Regions from separate parts of the Homo sapiens genome. Here region 1 is linked to region 2. Evidence: chromatin loops called from intact Hi-C (ENCODE). Cell type or tissue: dorsolateral prefrontal cortex. All regions are shown on one strand. Each heading gives the region's core, and the rest is flanking DNA. Links, peaks and the distances in the headings are about the cores only. Region 1 overlaps DLGAP3 (DLG associated protein 3). Region 2 overlaps DLGAP3 (DLG associated protein 3).

Evidence for each region. Hi-C counts contacts between places; a loop is a spot of excess contacts. Peaks named below come from ENCODE experiments on the same cell type or tissue, not always from the same donor. Only the 100,000 strongest peaks of a DNase experiment are listed, where the experiment ranks them.
Region 1: it touches region 2 in a loop (2.9-fold over the local background); 5 of 110 quality-filtered maps call a loop at or near these places.

What each region holds. Positions count from the first base shown.
Region 1 is chr1:34,914,841-34,923,809 of GRCh38, forward strand. The region is part of intron 1 of DLGAP3 (DLG associated protein 3); the gene reads right to left. Among named protein-coding and RNA genes, the nearest start is that of DLGAP3, 10 kb to the right of the region's middle. In dorsolateral prefrontal cortex, for the core only: no CTCF peak of the experiment used is centred there; a DNase peak (open chromatin) is centred at 4,211; H3K27ac peaks cover 2,726 bases; H3K27me3 peaks cover 609 bases.
Region 2 is chr1:34,867,185-34,876,153 of GRCh38, forward strand. DLGAP3 (DLG associated protein 3) reads right to left here. Exons shown (of 12, transcript NM_001080418.3): 9 at 1,421-1,905; 10 at 352-443; 11 at 1-7. Among named protein-coding and RNA genes, the nearest start is that of SMIM12, 12 kb to the left of the region's middle. In dorsolateral prefrontal cortex, for the core only: no CTCF peak of the experiment used is centred there; DNase peaks (open chromatin) are centred at 2,752, 3,377 and 4,777; H3K27ac peaks cover 4,000 bases.

The DNA of each region.
Region 1 (8,969 bases), core at 2,250-6,249, 48 kb after region 2:
GGTCTGAAAACTCATCTTTTTCACGCATGCAGGAATTTCTGTTTGCCTGGGCTTCTTTTGAAGACCTCCCACACCCTAAGCGTACCAAAGACAGCAGAGCAAAGACCTGGTAGCCAAAGATGGTGGCACCTGAGAGGACTAGAGGACCTTGATTTGCAGACTCCCACAAACCCCTGTAGCCAGGGTTAGTGGTCTCTCTTGTAACTCCAGGGATCTGGAAGGGAAAGCCAGCAACCTCATAGCTGGGTATTGGAAAGCCAATCATCCACCTCCATCCATTATGTCACAACCTACCTTTATGCCCATGAGCAATTTGTGTTATCTGCCTGAGCCTCAGTTTTCTCATCTGTAAAATGGGATCACAATACCTACCTCCTTAGCTTGCGGCAATGAGTAACTAAGCTGACCTATCCAAAGAAACTGCACATATGTCTCTATATGTTGGCTTCTTTTGACTTTAGCACCAAAGCACCTTCTTTCATTTGTATGTGATTTGGACTCGTGCTGCCCTAGCTTCCAGGATGCTCTACACCTGAGCCTGCCAGGGCCATCAAAGAATAGCAGGTAGGAGCCCAAGCCCATGGCAGGGGTCCACTGGGCAGGAGTTACTCAGCCTGGCCATACCAATGACCTTTCTTACTCTCTGGCCCAGGCATCTGGTCCCCTCTTGGTGTCCAGAGCTTGGGACAGCCTCCTGGATTAGCACACTGTCCCGTAAGCTCTCTGTGTGAGCTGAGACAGGGGCTTCTAGCAACAAGGCCTGAGCCCTCCTTCTGAGCCTTTCCCACAGGAGAGTCCAGCACAGGAAGCCAACCACGAAGGCTGGCTGGTTGGCTGACTGCCAGGTTCACGTCGTGGCACCTCCCACCCCTCAGCTCTGCCTGAAACCCTGCCTGACCTTCAAGGATATCTATACCTCTGCTCTCTCTGGGTTTCAGAGAAGACAGCCAGGAGCTAAGGGACACAGCATGAGAGCACATAGAAAAGGCAGCTCAGACTGCAAAACCCCTGTCCTCCCAACCTTAAACCCTCTGCTGCTGCACGGGTGTACTCTCTTCCAAGAGGCCTTCCCCTAAAATTGCCCTCCCATCAATCCCAGGACACCACAATTGCCAGCTCCTCTTGGGTCTCATACCTCTATTCCCCACAGTAGGGTAAAGAGTTGTTTGTAAGCTGTGAGTTCCTTGAAGGCCAGGATTCAGGGGATCTATCTCTGTATGAACACACATGGCATACAGTAGGTGCTCAGTGAGTTCAGGGTCAGCAACTGAGCCATCAAGGAGTGCCCCACAGCTAAGGCATAGAGAAACAGGGAGAAACAGGGGAGAAAAGGAAGGCGATGACTCCCTGCAGCTGGACCAGAACTCCCCAGCAGATAGAACCGCTACAGCATGATGTGGCTTTCCTAAAGAGGTGGGAGTGTCCCGTCCAGGGAGGCATGCAAGCAGAGGTTGAGGACTGCTTTGCAGGATGGTACAGAGTGCATTCAAGCACTGAATACATTGAATACATTTCAGACCAGACAACCTCTGGTGCCTTTCAACTCTGAAGTCTAAGGTTAGGCTCCTGAATACCTACAACTGTCCAGACCCAGTGTTAAGCGCTTTAGATGTTTTTCTTCATATAATCCTCACAACTATCCTTTGCAGTAGGCACTATTATTACTCCCATTTTACAGGTGAGGAAACTGAAGCTTAGAAATGTAAAGAAAATTTCCCAAGGTCACATAGATGGTGGAAGAAGGATTTGAATCTGAGTCTGGGTCCAGGCCTGACCAAGGCCTAGGCTGAACAGAATACTTTTATTTTTTATTTTATTTTATTTTATTTTATTTTATTTTATTTTATTTTATTTTATTTTATTTTATTTATTTAGAGACAGAGACTCGCTCTGTCGCCAGGCTGGAGTGCAGTGGCACGATCTCAGCTCACTGCAACCTCTGCCTCCCAGGTTCAAGCAATTCCCCTGCCTCAGCTTCCCGAGTAGCTGAGACTATAGGCCCGTGCCGCCACGTCTGGCTAATTCTTTTTTGCATGTTAGAAGAGACAGGGTTTCATCATGTTGGCCTGGATGGTCTCGGTCTCCCTGACCTCGTGATCTGCCCGCCTCAGCTTCCCAAAGTGTTGGACTTACAGGCGTGAGCCACCGTGCCTGGCCTCAGAGCACCTTTAAAGTAGCATGTCTCCCTGACCAAACTGGTCTGAGGAGGCCAATAGGTGGACCCCAGTGTGCCCTTTCTCATCACTCAGCCTCAGGAAACCTTCCATCTCTGTCATCTCTTCCTCATACACAGCTATACACTGCCCCAAGACTGTTCATTCACAAATTAACAGGTGTTCAGCCAGAGGCAAATTACACAGCCACGCAGTCATCCATACACAACTTACGCAGCACCTGACCTCATCTATATAGTCACTGTCACGCTGTATACCCAGACCCACACAAACTTGTTCCTATGAGGGTTCATACACCTCATGTGCATTTCCATCCGATAGATCCTTTTTCCTTTTTTTTTTTTTTTTTTCGAGATAGGGTTTTGCTCTGTCACCCAGGCCGGAGTGCAGTGGCACTGTCATGGCTCACTGCAGCCTTGACCTCCCAGGCTCAAGCAATCCTCCTGCCTCAGCCTCCCAGGTAGCTGGGACTACAGGGATGTACCACCGTGCCTGGCTAATTTCTTATTTTTTTGTAGAGACAGTGTCACTATGTTGCCCCAGCTGGTCTTGAACTCCTGGGCTCAAGTGATCCTCCTGCCTCGGCCTCCCAAGTGCTGGGATTATAGGCTTGAGCCACCGTGGCTATCCATCCAATAGACTTTGATGTTTGTGTGCATAGAAGCTGCACAGATACAAAACCTTAAATACATGTCCACATGTTTATCCCCATATGACAGAAATACATGTTCATTTCACAGCATTTAGGCACCCACATCTGCTCAAGGTCATTCATTAAATCCTCCCCAAACAAGAACTTTATCCATTGTTCCCAGATCCAGTACTAGGCCCAGGTGAGCCATGATGCTCCTTCTCTCTGGGGTTGGCCAGGCAGTCCAGAGAGGGGAAGAAGGCTCAGCCTGCCTGTGATGGATGGAATTAATCTACTGAGCTGGAGAAACTAAATAATTAAATCCCTAATCACCCCCCAAGCCAGCCCAGGCCAATATAGCTGAGGGAGGGAGGGGGCTCGGAGGCCCAGACCAATATCCTAGAGAAAAGGAGGGGCTTGGGAAATGAGGCACAGGCAGAACCCTCAGAGGGGGGGTCTCTCAGAGGAACTCTGCCAGCCAGGCATACAGACAGACAGACAGACAGGCATGGTTCTCTAGTGCCACAGGCTCCCTTTCCATGTGGAAATGAAGCAGCTTGGGAAGACAGCCTGCCACCATCCACTGACACAGGGAGAGAGGAGAGGCAGAATCCTCCTTCCACCCTTCCGAAGTCCTTCCTGCCTCACCTCGAGGTGTGCCCTGGGGGTCTATGGGGATGGCAAGCAGGACCCTTACAGTGCCCAGGGTGGAGGCAGACAAGGGGGTCTGCTCAATGCGGAGCTGATGTGGTCTCAGCCAGGCCTTGGCCCACCCCTGCCTCACTGAGAACAGACTCAGCCTGGTGCAGATGGCAGGGGAGGACCCCTCCACACAGGTTCACCTGCTACCCTTAGGAAGTGGGTCCAGCACGTGGCTAATAGGCTGAGGATGGGGCAGAGGCCCGGGCAGGGGGGCTCAGGAAATCAGCCGGGGAACAGGCCCCAGTCCGATTGGCTGAAAAGTGGGTCATTTTCCTTTTGAAAAATAGTGAGAAAATGGAGAAGTAGGTCGGGCTCTTATCCCCTCAGCCCCAGGCACCATCCCCGACTTGAGGGGTAAGGAGAGAGGGAGACGCCTGAGCATGCCAAAGCCCCATATACCCTAGGACCCTGGCCAGGGCCCCACAGTGCAGGAAGCCAAGGTCATCATTACTCAGGACATCCAAGGACATGCACACTCCGAGGCCAGAGCTGGAACACCAGCCCCACCCTGCCCCAGGGGATCTGGGGTGAAAGGAGCTAGGGCCGGGGCCAAGCTAGAGGGGTGGGGGCTTCCACCCGCAGGACCCTGAAGAGCCCCTCCCATCCTCGTGTCTGCTGTGATGCCTCCTCTCCTCTCTTCTCCTCCCTTTCCTCATCGTCCACGTGGGCAGAGTCGTTGCCATGACACCGCGGGCAGGTGGGCGGCTCTGGCGGCTGTTTCGGCCCAACCCCCATGCTCACAGCCCAGGTGGGAGGGGAGCGGCTGCAGCACCCTGGCCCCTAGCCCAGATGAGAGAGGAGAGAGGCAAGAGGCCCCCCTTCACCCCTAGAGCCTGGAAGGGGCTCTATCACTGGCCTCTCGACCCAGCCCCATGCTTGCAGGTCCGGGGGAGGAAGTGTCAAAGAGGATCTTAGGCCTTGACCACTCCCCTCCACCAGAGGTCCCTGGAGTGGCATGGGGTGGGGCAGACCCCCAACTCCCACTTCCTCCTTTTCTTAGCAGCTGTCCTCCCAGCTTTCCCCACATACTATGCCTTAGTCTCTTAATGCTAGCAGCTGATTGGTCCTGCCTGAGGTTTAACCTCAGTTGCTCATTTTGCAACACAAGCTCAATTCTCCATGCTCTCTTGGGAGAAAGGAAAACAACCAGGCCGGGTGCAGTGACTCATACCTGTAATCCCAGCACTTTGGGAGGCCGAGGTGGGCGGATCACTTGAGGTCAGGAGTTCGAGACCAGCCTGGCCAACATGGTGAAATCCCCATATCTACTAAAAATACAAAAATTAGTCGGGCGTGGTGGCAAGTGCCTGTAATCCCAGCTACTCAGGAGGCTGAGACAGGGGAATCGCTTGAAAGCAGGAGGCAGAGGTTGCAGTAAGCTGAGATCATGCCACTGCACTCCAACCTGGGTGACAGAGTGAGACCCCATCTCAAAAGAAAAGAAAAGAAAAGAACAAAAGTTGAGACACTCAGAGAAATTACTCCCCTACTGCCAGACCAAAAAATGTGTTATACAAATGGGGACCCCTTCCTCCAGGTCTCCCCATATACCTGAATTCACATCACAACCCTGGGGACAAATCATTCCTAAGTCCATACTTGGCTAAGGCATCCACACCACCAGGGTAGAGGACCAGAAGTGGAGCAGGAGAAGAAGGGAAGAGGTTGGGGCCAGGCATTAGAAGCTGCCTAAGTATGCTGTCCCACCCCCACCACATCTGGCTTCAGGAAGTCTGGGCCATGCCTGAGCTCTCCATCTCTGAGCTCTCCGCAGCCATTCCCCTTCTCTCTACTCCTCTCACAGTCCACGTGCCTCTCTCCAAGTGTCTCTAAGTCTCTGTCTGTGGCTCTGACCTCCTAAGACCGTTCCCTTTGTTCAAGACCTGGCTCCCAACTCCTGTTCCCTATGGCAGGAGCCCTGCATCACTGACAGGGTGGAACCACAGAGACCCCGCATGGCAGCCCTCTGCAGCCTGGCTGGCAGGAATGAACATACATGGGATATTGGTGACAAGATCCAAAAGGAAGGGAGAACTGCAGTTGGCATTAGCTGGAGGGTGTCCAGCCTGTCATGAGGTGTTCATGACATACATACCACACATACACATAAAGACACTTTTACTTTCCTCCTTAGCCTTCCCCTACTAAAACAGCAGATGTGATTAAAGTACAAGCACATGCATGTACATTTGTGCATGCATGTGTTTGTACATTGTGTCTCTTTTTCTCCACTCCCACTGCTGGTGTTCTACATCAGGCCACTCTTATCCTAATTGCTCACCAAAGCTATGACAACAGGTTCCTAACTGGTCTCCCTGCCTTGCATCTTGTTCACCTTGATCCTTTCTCCTCACTGGCTGCCGGCTAGCTAAAATTTCTTTATTCAACAAATATGTATCGACTGCCTACTCCAAGCTGAATACTCTTCTGGACACTGTAGATACAGCAATGAACAAAACAGATGAAGCTCCCATGCTCATGAAGTTTATATTCTAGTGGAAAAAGAGGGATGATTACCAAATATATAAAATAATGGTGGTGGCAAGTACTGAGATAAATAATAATAGTAATAATAATGGAGTGAGGAGATAGAATGACAATGGGCTATTCAAGATAGACTGTTGGGGAGGTCTTTCCAAAAATGTGACTTGAGCAAAGACTCGGATACAGTGAGGAAGTGAGTTGCCTAGAGAGCATTTCAGGCTGAGGGGAAAAGCAAGCGCAATTGCCTCCACAAGGAACTGTGCTTTTTATGAAACAGAAAAGAAACCCACGTAGGAGTGGCCCCTGAGATCCAGGAGGTAATAGGGGGCTTTGCACACGTAGCACTCACGTTGCTCAGGACGCACTACACTTTGGATTTCACTCTGAGTGAGATGGAAAGCCACTGGAAAGGCAAGACCTCATTTTCCTCTGGCTGCTTTTTGGGAAAGAGTCTACGGAGGTGGGGCTGGCAAGGGTGGAAGTGGGAAGACCATCTGGAACATTTCCTGTCACTGAAATACCTGTTCCCACAGTTGCTCACCTGGTAAGCACCTGTTCAACTTTTAAACCTCAACTCAAAAGCCTCCCCTTCTATGGATCCTTTACCAAACCTTTCCCTTCCTCACTCCAGAGCCAACCTACCTCTCTTTAGGTCCCCACTCCCTCCAATGAACACTTATGTGTGTCTACCCTCCTTAACACTCTCCTTATTTGGTTCCAGGTCCTTTGCTCTCCCAAGATTGCAAGTTATCTGAGGTCAAGGACCATCCCTAGTGCCCAGCACAGCATGTGGCAGATTAGAGGCATAAAATACATGCTGGTTGAATGAATGGATGCATTGGGTGAGGCACTTGCGATGGGGAAGGGTATGTTTGCAGGCTATTGTTAACCCAGATGAGTGAGATGCACATATATATGGCCATAGGTTGTAATCAGACAAGTGTTAGCATATGCCCACATATTTCTGTAAATTCTGTTCACAAGTATACGTGTTAGCATGTATGTGCATGCTGACAAATCCCCGTGTTGGTATAGACACTCCTGTAGATTTGTTAATGGATGTGCATGTTAGAAAGTGCACCTATGTTGATATATGCCTATTATGGCACAGACAAGTAATATGCACATGTACCTGTACACGTGTATTGTCACATCTTGTATGTATGAGGCTTATGCATGCACTTGGGCCCCCCTCTTACTCACTACCCCTTTCATCCACTAGGACCAACTTGTTGAATTTTGAAACTTCTGTAGCAATGCCAATGTTTAAGCCCTGATCCTCTTTCCCCACATACAGCCCTGAGCACCATAGCATCTGAACAGCCTGGAGCCTGGATTTCTTACTTGGCTATCCCCAAGGCCTTATAGGTTTTCCCTCCACAAACTTCTTTCATATGATGGAGAACAGTTGGCTCCCAAGGACATAAGAATTTGAGAGACCTCAGGGAGCCTACTTTCTGGAGAAGAGCTACAAGTAGCAGGGTGATCAAGCTCAAGCTGTTGGGAAGACACTTTTGGGTAGCCCAATGTTCAGTCAGAATCGGTCTCTCTCTTTCTTACATTTATTCACAGGTTTGCCTCAACTTGTGTACATATATTCATATGTGGTTGATACGGTACGTATATGCATGCCCCACATACATGCTCACATGCATGCTTACACTCACACAAAGGCATTACTGGATAAGCACACCACACACACACACACAGACATGCACACATTGGTTTAATTCAGTAATTTCCTTCACATTCACATATATACATGAATGCATACATAGAGTCATATATATATACACACATCCACACTTATACAAATAGATGTGCTTATACACATATACACAGCATACTCACATATACTTATGTACATATACACAGTCATATACTCACTCACAGGCAGAAATACGCATGCATGTGTACTGGAGTCCCAGATCTTGCAGAGATATCCAGCCCCTCCCCTGGCTTCTATCCTTCATATTCTCTCCAAGTACATCACAAGTTTGCATTTGCTCTCTCCTCTTGCTAGTCTCCCACTTCTCTATTTGGAAAGTTGTTCCTGTTATCAATGAGATATACCCACTCCTGGACACATCCCATTCCCACCCACTCTCAGTGGGAAAAAATCGTCATTTTTTTTTTTAAAAGGGCCCTGTCATGTCCTCATCCCATGCCTAGAGAAACGAGTATTTCCTCAGACAACCTGGGTAGGAGTAACAATAAAGTAGGTGTACCTCTTCAAACCCAGGAGACAATCCCCCCGTATATGCAACCCCTTAACTCTAAAAAAGAAAGAACGAAAGAAAAGAAAGAGAAAATATCAAGGCCAAAATCCTTCCTCCCAGCACCTCTGGGTAAAGGTCTAACACTCTCAAACTCCAAAAGTTACTGGGGCAGAGGAAGAAATAGTAAGGAAATTAACTGTGGGTGCTAAAACCTCCTAGAAAACACCCCTTTTCTTCCCTAGAGGGGAGCTTCATGATCAGTGAATCCCTCCCTTCCCAGCCTGTGGGCCCTACAAGGGAGAGGGTAGACCAGGAGGCTTAAAAATGTAAAGGTGGTGACCTGGGCTCAAATAACAAAAGAAGCAAGTATTTTGAAAGCAGAAGCTGGGAAGGGAGCAGGGAGGCAAGCTGCAGACACCTCCTGGCAAGGAAGCAGCTGCTGGAACAGTGGATCAGGAAGAGCAGGACTCTCTAAGGGGCCAGGGAAAAGGGGGTGGACATCTAGCATTTCATGTGGGGGTGGAGGGGTGACTGCTTCAGGCAGTAGCAGCAGATCCAAAGTAAAGTCTTATCAAAGCTGTTATGTAACCAAGGGAGCTGAGTGGAGCACAAACACCTCCCCTCCCCAAACAGGCACCCACACCCACACCCACCACCTCCCAGCACCCACAGCAGAGGAAAACTCAGCTCCTCCCAAGCAGCTAGAGAAGGCAGGAATCATCTTGATGAGTTACATCAAAAACATGATGGGTGAGGGGC
Region 2 (8,969 bases), core at 1,656-5,655:
TGGGATCCTGCAACAGAGGAAGATGGAGGGAAAGTGATTGGTCAAGGAGGTCTGAGCCCCAGCCAGGACAAGAGAAAGTCCTATCCACCCTTACTGCCAGGAAGCTCAGCCTGGGAGAGTGGGTGGGGGCTGGGAGACAGGGGGACAAGAGCGAGCCCAGGACTCCCCTTCTTGTGCACAAACACCTGGTCCTACCTCCAGGCACAAGACTCACAGCTACCCCAGAAGGCATGCAGGCCTGGTCTCACCTCTGGTACACACTCACTCTGGGTCACCTGCCTGTCTCACCTCCAGCACACACACACTCTGGGTCACATGTATCTGGTAGGATCTACTACTATGGGCACTCACCATGCTTTGCTGACACAGCCGGAAGAACTGCTGAACCTTCTGGGACAGGAGAAGTTGTGTGCTGCCCACAGCACTGCGGATCTTCTCCAGGACTAGAAAGCAGAAGGAAATTCAGGGAGGGAAATGATGCATCTCCTTCCCCAGCCTCCACGAAGTCTGCCCTGAATGACGCTGACCCCTCGGTTGCTTGGCACTGTGTATCCATCAGTCTCCTCCAGCCCCAGCCCCATCCCATCCTCAAGTTCCTAACAAGTTCTCGCTCCACTACACCAAGACTGTATCCTCAGACACTGATGTTCCCTCCTTCATACAGCCTACATTTCTTGAGTGCTCATCCTTCTTTATCCTTTCTCCCTCCCGTATCAGAGAACAGACGGAAACCAGCCCCAGCCTAGCCCTATAGCCTTGGCCAGGGCATTAGCTCAATGACCACCCACTGGCTAAGCTTTGTTCATCACTCCCCAGTGCATGCAAGACTCCTTGGCTCTTTAAGAATGACCAAGTAATTTCATGTACATAACACATCTTCATAGCCACTGTCCCCTCAACTCAGAGATTCTGGGGTAAGACTGTGTCTCCCAGTGGATCTGACTTACAGGAAGGGCCATGCTCTCCCTCGGGCCAGGGCCACATCTCCCTGGCTGAATCTCCCTCTTCTGTGCCTCAGACAGGATCTGACATTGTGAACTGCCTCCCTCTCTGTAATCTTGGTCGCACCACCTGGATCCCCACACCAGTCCAGATCTGAACGGAGTTCCCTTAGTCCCCATAAACTTGGTGATTTGGACTAGCAGCCATCCATAGAAGGCCCAGCCCTTTGGCCTGCAGTGTCTGCAGTCCCAGCCCTGGCCTCTAAAGCTGCACCATGTGCACCCTGCTCCCTTTCAAGAGCTCCCAGCATGTCTTGCTGCCGATGTTGACCCGCCACGCTCCAGTGCAGAAGACCAGTGAGGCACCAACCGAAGGGGCCTCCTGTTACACTGCAGCCCCAGCCACCCCCATCAGGGTCTCCTGAGCACACACGAGGCCATGGTCCCCAGAGTCCCCTTGTTCCGATGCCGTGACTCACTCTCCTCGGGTAGCTCATAGTCCTCCGCCTCACGCTCCATCTGCTGGCACCAGTGCTCCAGCTTCTCCACCTCTGCCCGCAGCATCTTGATGAACCACTCGCCGTCGCGTGGGCAGGGGGATGCGCGGCCTGAGTCGGGGAGGCTACGTGAACCGCGCTCTATCCAGGAGTCACGGCGGCCGGCCCCAGGGCCGGGGGTGGGGGCGGGGGCAGGGCCGGGCGACCCATCGGTGGCCGGCGGCTCGTACGGCAGTGGGTAGCCCTCGCGGTAGGCCCACTGGCCCTGCGTGTGGACCGTGCGGAAGACTGAGTAGGTGGGGGCCCGGGGCCCAGGCTGGGGCTCAGAGGCGTGCCTCTGGAAGGAGCGTCCAAACTGCAGGGCCTTGTCTTCTGTGGCCACCGTGGCCAGGCCTGCCAGGCCCTCCAGCTCCAGGTCTGCCTGCACGCCAGCCGTCACACTATTGGAGCGCTTGAACCTTGCTCGCCTGGGGAGAGGGGTGGCTGTCATCCCCCATTGCCCAGGCTCATGCCAGCTCTCACCCCCACCCCAAGCAAAAAAAAGGAAGGGAATGAGAAAGGGAACCTACAAAGTGATGGACATTAACCTATGCACTTTAAATATATTGGTCCTTGCAACAGCTACGTACATAATATACCTACCTATTGCACTGCCTCTAGATAGGGGTGATATCCAAGCTATTTAGCAACCAGTTCAGTCCATGGACAGAGCAGATGCTGGCATATACCAGGCAGAGCAGGCACAGACCAAAATGCTGCAGCAGTGCCCTGGAGAGGCTAGATTGTGGGGTGGGCTAGAGGGGTCAGGGAGGAGCCAGGGTGGTGGCTCTTTACCAGTGAAGGCAGAAGATATTTCAATTTTTTTTTTTTTTTTTTTTTTTTTGGAGATGGAGTTTTGCTCTTGTTGCCCAGGCTGGAGTGCAATGGCGCGATCTCGGCTCACCGCAACCTCCGCCTCCCGGGTTCAAGCGATTCTCCTGCTTCAGCCTCCCGAGTAACTGGGATTACAGGCATGCGCCTTTTGTCTCTTTTTGGAAGAGACAGGGTTTCTCCATGTTGGTCAGGCTGGTCTCGAACTCCCGACCTCAGGTTATCCACCCGCCTTGGCCTCCCAACGTGCTGGGATTACAGGTGTGAGCCACCACGCCTGGCCGAAGTATTTCAATATTTTAACAAATTCTATGTCTATGCTAGTTTACACCAGCTGCACTAGAGTGTCCTCAGCTCTACCTAGAGATGAGTAAACTAAGTAAACCCAGCTTCAAAGTAGCAGAGCCAGGATTTGGACTCAGCGCTGCTGGGCTCCACAGTCCAAGCACTTCCCACTGCACCAGCTGCTAGAACATCACAGGAAGAAATGCCTTGGAGCAGCTGGAGGTGGAGTGGGCCTGCAGCTGGGAGGACTTCTCTAGGGACCCCGATGGCTCAGCCCAGAGCCTGGCCAGACACAGTAAGTCAGTGCCAGTGGAGCTGAATTAAGTTGTTTGCAGGAATGACATAGGGCCTGGAAATTTCTTGTCTTTGAGTTAATAATATGCAAATCTTATGCAAACCAAAAAGTCAACTGGCCGTTTTCATTTTTTCCCTGAATTCAGAGTTCTTTTCTATAAAGAAGTCAGTGGCCGCTTAAGATGCATGAGGTTGGGACCAGGCAATACTTTAAGAAGTGGGAGTCAGGAGATGTGGGAGGTGGGGGATAAACAGAAGATCAAGGTTTGGAAATTCAAGGACCACAAAAGAAAAGCCTGTGTGTCCTGAGCTACCTCCACCCCTACATGGTCAGAAGGGATTGTGGGCCCAGCTCTAGGGTCCCTCCACCTCCCCAAGAGACTCTCCCAACCCCCGCAACTTCAGCCTTTCTCTTGCTGCCCAGGCCTTCTCTCCCTGCCTGCCTGCCTACTTCTCTCCAGCTGGCAGGCTGCCTGCTGGGAGCCTGTTGCCATAGAAACCAGGCCCAGAAGGATGCTGCAGGACCCAGGAAGGAGAGATGCACTCATGTGCAGTCTCCAACGAGCCCTATGTCCCAACCCCCACCCAGAGAGGGAGAAGGAGAGAGAACATATCCTCATTGCCTCCCACACAGTCTTCCCCTCAGTGTCTGCCCTGTCCTGCCCTGGTCAAGGTTTGCATCACCATCTGCCCTGATGATTAGACTGGCCTCCTTTCAGATACCTCTGCCTCCATCAGTACCCTGCAGAGGAAGAGCACGGGGCCAGGAGTTAGCTCTGAGTTCTAATGCTGGCTTTCTCACTGTGTGCCTTTGTCACTCACCCTCCATCTAGGTCATCCAATGTGTATGTGTGTATGTATTTAAAATATATGTATTAGATATAAATATACACACATATACATCTAAAAATACACACATATATACAATTATAGAAATAGATAAGTAATTGCCAAGGTAGTTCCTCTCTCTAAAATTATATTTTGCATATTTTAAGATCTGGGGCCCTCCCCAGTCCACCCAAGACTGGAATAGTCTTCCTAAAGCTGAGCTCTGCCAAGTCATTCCCCTGCTCAAAACCCTTCCACAGCCCCCTACTACCAACAAGACAAAGTTCAGACTTCCTGTACCAGCATTATCTGAGGCCCTGATGTCCTGGACACAGTCCTCCTCTTCAACCTCATCTCCCCCACATTCTCCTTGTTCCTTGAATCGACTATAAGCGATCCTGACTCCAAGCCTTTGCACACGCTACTCCTCTGCCTGAAATGGCCTTCCTCCTCCTGGCTCCTTGTCCATTCCCTCCTTAAGTCCTGTTTTACCTGTTTCACCCTCCACTGCCCACAAGACCACTCCTGAGTACCACACCTCCCTCAGCAGCCCTCCTGGCTTCAGAGGCAGCCCTGCCGTTCAGGCAGATTGTTCTCTTTCTGGTGAGAGTCTTGAATGTCTAGCTGCACTGTTAGGATGCATCTTGACTTACTTTGAATGTTTTTGTGCCTTTGTGCTCTAGTTAGCTTGTGGCTCCTTCAGAGCTACAGCTGTTGCAAACCACAAAGGTAAAGGAGGGGGTTGCTCCAATAAATACGTGCCTGATGATCTGCCACACCTGCGTGCTTTCCTGTCGCCCCTGCTAAACACAGCTGTGTCCTTCGGCACTGCCATGTTCGCTGCCTTCCGCCTGTCCTCTGAGATGTCTTGAGAGGATCCCATTCCATCGCGATGGAAACAGCCATACTGCCGGGAACAGAAGGACCAAGTGCCCCAGGCTGCATGCTTCTCAAGCCACTGCCTCAGTGAGCTCTCTCACATGTCTGCCTCAAAGGAGACCAAGGAAGTCGAGGAGCTGATGGGATGACCAGAAGCACAGTCCTCACCAACGCTCCTGGCCAGCAGCCAGAGATGTGTACAGCACAAGCAGGAGGCGCTTATCCCTGTGCAAGTGGCATTTAAAACCAGCAGTGTGGGACAAGCTCACCCAAGAAAAGAACAACGGATCCAAGATCCAAACCCCGGGAGAACACGGACATTTCAGGGGTGGGTGGAGACGGTGCAGCTCATAGAGGAGACTAAGCCAGAAAGGAAGGGGGAGAAAACCACCAGAAAGTGACATAAAAGCAGAGAGGGGACAGAAAGGTCTCATGAAGGAATGGGCAGCTAACATGGAAAACGCAGCCGGTTAAGAATGAAAGGTGCCCACGGATTTTGCAATCTGGAAGCCACGGGTGATCCAAGCAAGAGTGGGTTTGGTGGAATGTGGGGGCAGATGCAGACTGCAGCAGGTTGTCAGGAGGTGGAGAAAACTAGTCAAGGCAACCCTCAGAAAGCCTGGCTGAGAAGGGAGGAAGACAGAAGAGAATGTACTGTTAAAGAGGGATATTTTGTTTTGGGTGCTTCTTGCTTGCTGTATCCCAAGAGGAAAGAACCTGTGGTGTAGGCAGAATAATAGCCACCAAAGGAATCCACATCCTCATCCCCAGAACCCAGGAATATGTTACCTTCCACGGCAAAAAGGAATTTGCAGATGCGATTAAGTTAAGGATACTAAGAAGAGGAGACTCTCCTGGATTATCCTGGTGTAATCACATTTTATAAATGAAAGAGGGAGGAAGAAGAGTCAGAGAAGAAAATGGAATGACAGAATCAAGGTTGGAATAATGCAACCTAGGGACTCAACCCACCACTGCTGGCTCTGAAGATAGAAGCAAGCTGCAAGTGAAGGAATGCAGATAGCCTCTATAAACTGGGAAAAGGTGACAAATGGATTCTTCCCAGAGCCTCCCAGAGCCCAGTTTGAAACCCCATTGAGACTCTGACCCCAGATAATAAATATGTATTGTTTTCCATCACTGAATTTGTGATAATGTTTCAGCAGGAATACAACATTAACACAACCTGTAAAGAGAAATGAAATGAAGAGAGAGAAGAGAGGAGGAACCAGATATAAGGATGGATAAAAAAGAATAACATCTTCTAAGCACTTAGTATGTGCCAGGAGAAGCACTTTCCATGAATAAACATGCTCAATCCTCACAAACAGTCCCACTCTATGGATGTTAGTGTCAGCCCTACTTGTAGATCAGAAAACCGAGGCTTAGTGGGGTTGACTCCTAAGATGAAGGCAGGGCTGGTGGAAGAGACAAGGGAAGATATCTAAGTAAGCTGGGGTTTGGCTTGGAAGTGGACAGAAGTCCCACCAGTTGACCCCAATCATCACAATGAAGTGGGCGATGGGGGGTGGTTATCTGCTGGAGATGTCTGGGGAGTAGGGGAAGGAATGAAAATGAGCAGCTTTGGGTGGGGGCAGCGGAACAGAGCGGTTAGGCCCGTGTGCTCTGGAGCCTTGCCCGGGTCCAAAACCCAGCTCGGTGGCTTGTGCCTCATTTTCCCATCTGTAAATGAGAATGATAATAGTAGCAGTTCATAAGATTGTTGTGAGATAATATCCATAAAGAACTCAGAACAGCACCCTGCCTGCCCATTGTGTTAGCTATTCTAGAGAAGTAGAATGGTTTGCAGCTCTCACTGAAAAGAGAGGGAGCTGGACAAACACAATCATCGGAATGTAGCACTGAGAACCCGGCTAGGGCATTGTAGTTATTAATTATTATGATTGCTGTTGATCATTTCCATCTGTTCTCCCACAGCGCTTTGAACAAAACTCTTTTATACTCCATATCACATTGTATCATGGCTGGTTATTTGCATAAGTGTCTCCTCACTAAATAGGGCAGTTCATCACACTGGTTGGTTGGTTGGTTGGTTGGTTGGTTGGTTGGTTGGAAGGAAGGATGGTAGAGACCACTAACTGTCTTCCAAGATCCACTCTCCATTTCCCCCTTAGTAACAGAACCCCACCATTTTATGCTGGACACATGGCTACTTTGAATAAAGATTCTTTCCCAATCTCCCTACCAACTAAATGTAGCCATGTGCCTAAGTTCTAGCCCATGAGATAAAAGTAGAAGTGGCATGTGCAACTTCCAGAAAGTGTCCTTAAAAGGAGGGGGTATGCCCTTCCTTGTCTCTTCCTCCTTCCCGATCACCAGAATGCAGACATGATGGCTGGACCTCAAGCAGCCATTCTGGAACATGAGACCAAAGGGAAGTGCTAAGTGGGGTGGGGGATGAGGAAAAGATAGAAGGCTCCAGGTCCTGACACTGTGGGGCATCTACCAGACCTCAACTAACTCTCCCTGGATTTCCTCTAAGTAAGAGAGAAATAAACTTCTATCATATTTAAATCACTGTTGTTTGGGGGGTTTTCTATAACTCACAGTCAAACCCACTCCTAACTATAACAGATGAATTTTTAGAATAGTGAAGTTAAGGGCTTATGTCGCTATTTAGTTTTGGATTTGGCAGTATTTGCTGTGGTCTCCACCAACAGCTGTCAGCACAGGATAAAAACTGGCTTCAGCTGTGAATTGTCATTAATGCGTAACAATGCATTCACAATATTTTCTCCCAAGCCTTTAAATGTGGCTGCAGAAGCCTCCTCCCTTTGAGTGCTCCAAGGTGACAATGATTACATTCCTGATGATAATGCAAGTTGTTATCATGGTTACTTCAGGGAGAGTTTCCACTGCGATTCTACTTCAGGGAGAGTTTCTACTGTGATTCTCTGGGGGATAACATAAAAGCCTCTGGGTAGAAGCTGGATTATCCCAAGAGACACAGTATCCAAGGAAAGCTCTATATCCAGAAGTTGTCAAGAGGTTTTGCCAGGAGTATTTGGCAGCAGGCAGGAAGGGTGGGAGGGGGAGTGGGCAGGGAGGGGGAAGGACGGTGTCATTTCAACTAGGCATAGCCTTCAAACTAGCTTCTATAGAAGCTCCTGTGTGAAGGCATCTAAGAGCCTAAACATATAATCAAGCAGGGGTCACTGAACCCACCACTCCAGCCTGGGGGCTGTGACAGGGATGCCAAGGTGGGGCTAGGGTGGGAGATTCAGGAGGAGTCATGAGGGTCAGTCAGAAACCGTCCTAAATTTGCAGGCTCAGGAATGGAGGTAGCATCTGTGCCCAGGGCTTTGGGCAGTCAGCTTCTTATTGCTTTTGCAGGACTGTTCTTGGAATATAACTTAATGGGTATGGAAGCTTCTTTCCCAGGCCTCAAGGGGCCATTCTTTCAGCACATACCCTTCCCAAACTCCCAAAGCTAGAAATGACCATAATGTTAAGGAAAGGGTAGGCAGGTCTTCCTCCACAGAGTTCTCCAGGTGGCCCTTCGTGGGCACAAGCAGGTATGAGTAGGGTTGTCAGATAAAATATAGGACTCCCAGTTGAATTTGAATTTCAGATAAATAACAGATGTTTTTACTATGAGTATGTCCCAAATATTGCATGTGACATACTAAAATGCATTCATTATTTATCTGATCATCAAATTTAACTGGGCATCCTGGTGGTTTTTGTTTCTTTATTTTGGTGGGTTTTGCTGTTGATGTTGTTGGTTTTGTTTTTGCTAAATTTACAATTTAAGATAAGGTCTGTCTGGGAGGAATTAGAGGTGGAAGATACAGGCAGATCCCTATGGTTAGAAAGAGTTGGAGGCAAAAATCCCATTTTCTATGACTTCAGAGGGCCCCTTGCTAATATTCAGCAAGACATCTGATGCATCCTTTTATCATGGCCCAGAGTGTGCTGGGTCTAGGGAAACAGGTGCCATAAGGACATGTTGAGACACGGCTGGTAACTGATTAAGTATGTTCTCTCTCACCACAAGGCCTTAGCATATGCTATTCCTTCTGCCTGGAACCTTATCTCCCATTTTTCACTCAGTTAATTTTTGTTCATCCTTCGGATCTCCACCCAAATGTCACTTCCCAGGGAAGCCATGCCTGACCCCTCTGGCAGACTCAAAGCCCCATAGTCTACACTGTCATGGCTCACATGCCGCTCCTTTGTGGCAGCCGGCACAGCGGCTACATCATTAATGAGATTCTTAGATTAACTTCGTGGTAAGCTTTGCATGGGCAGGAGCTGTCTCTGGTTCTGCTCACCTTTGCATCCTCAGTGCCCAGCACAGTGTTTGGCAAATAATACAGATCCAATAAATATCTGTGGACAGATGAATCTTGGC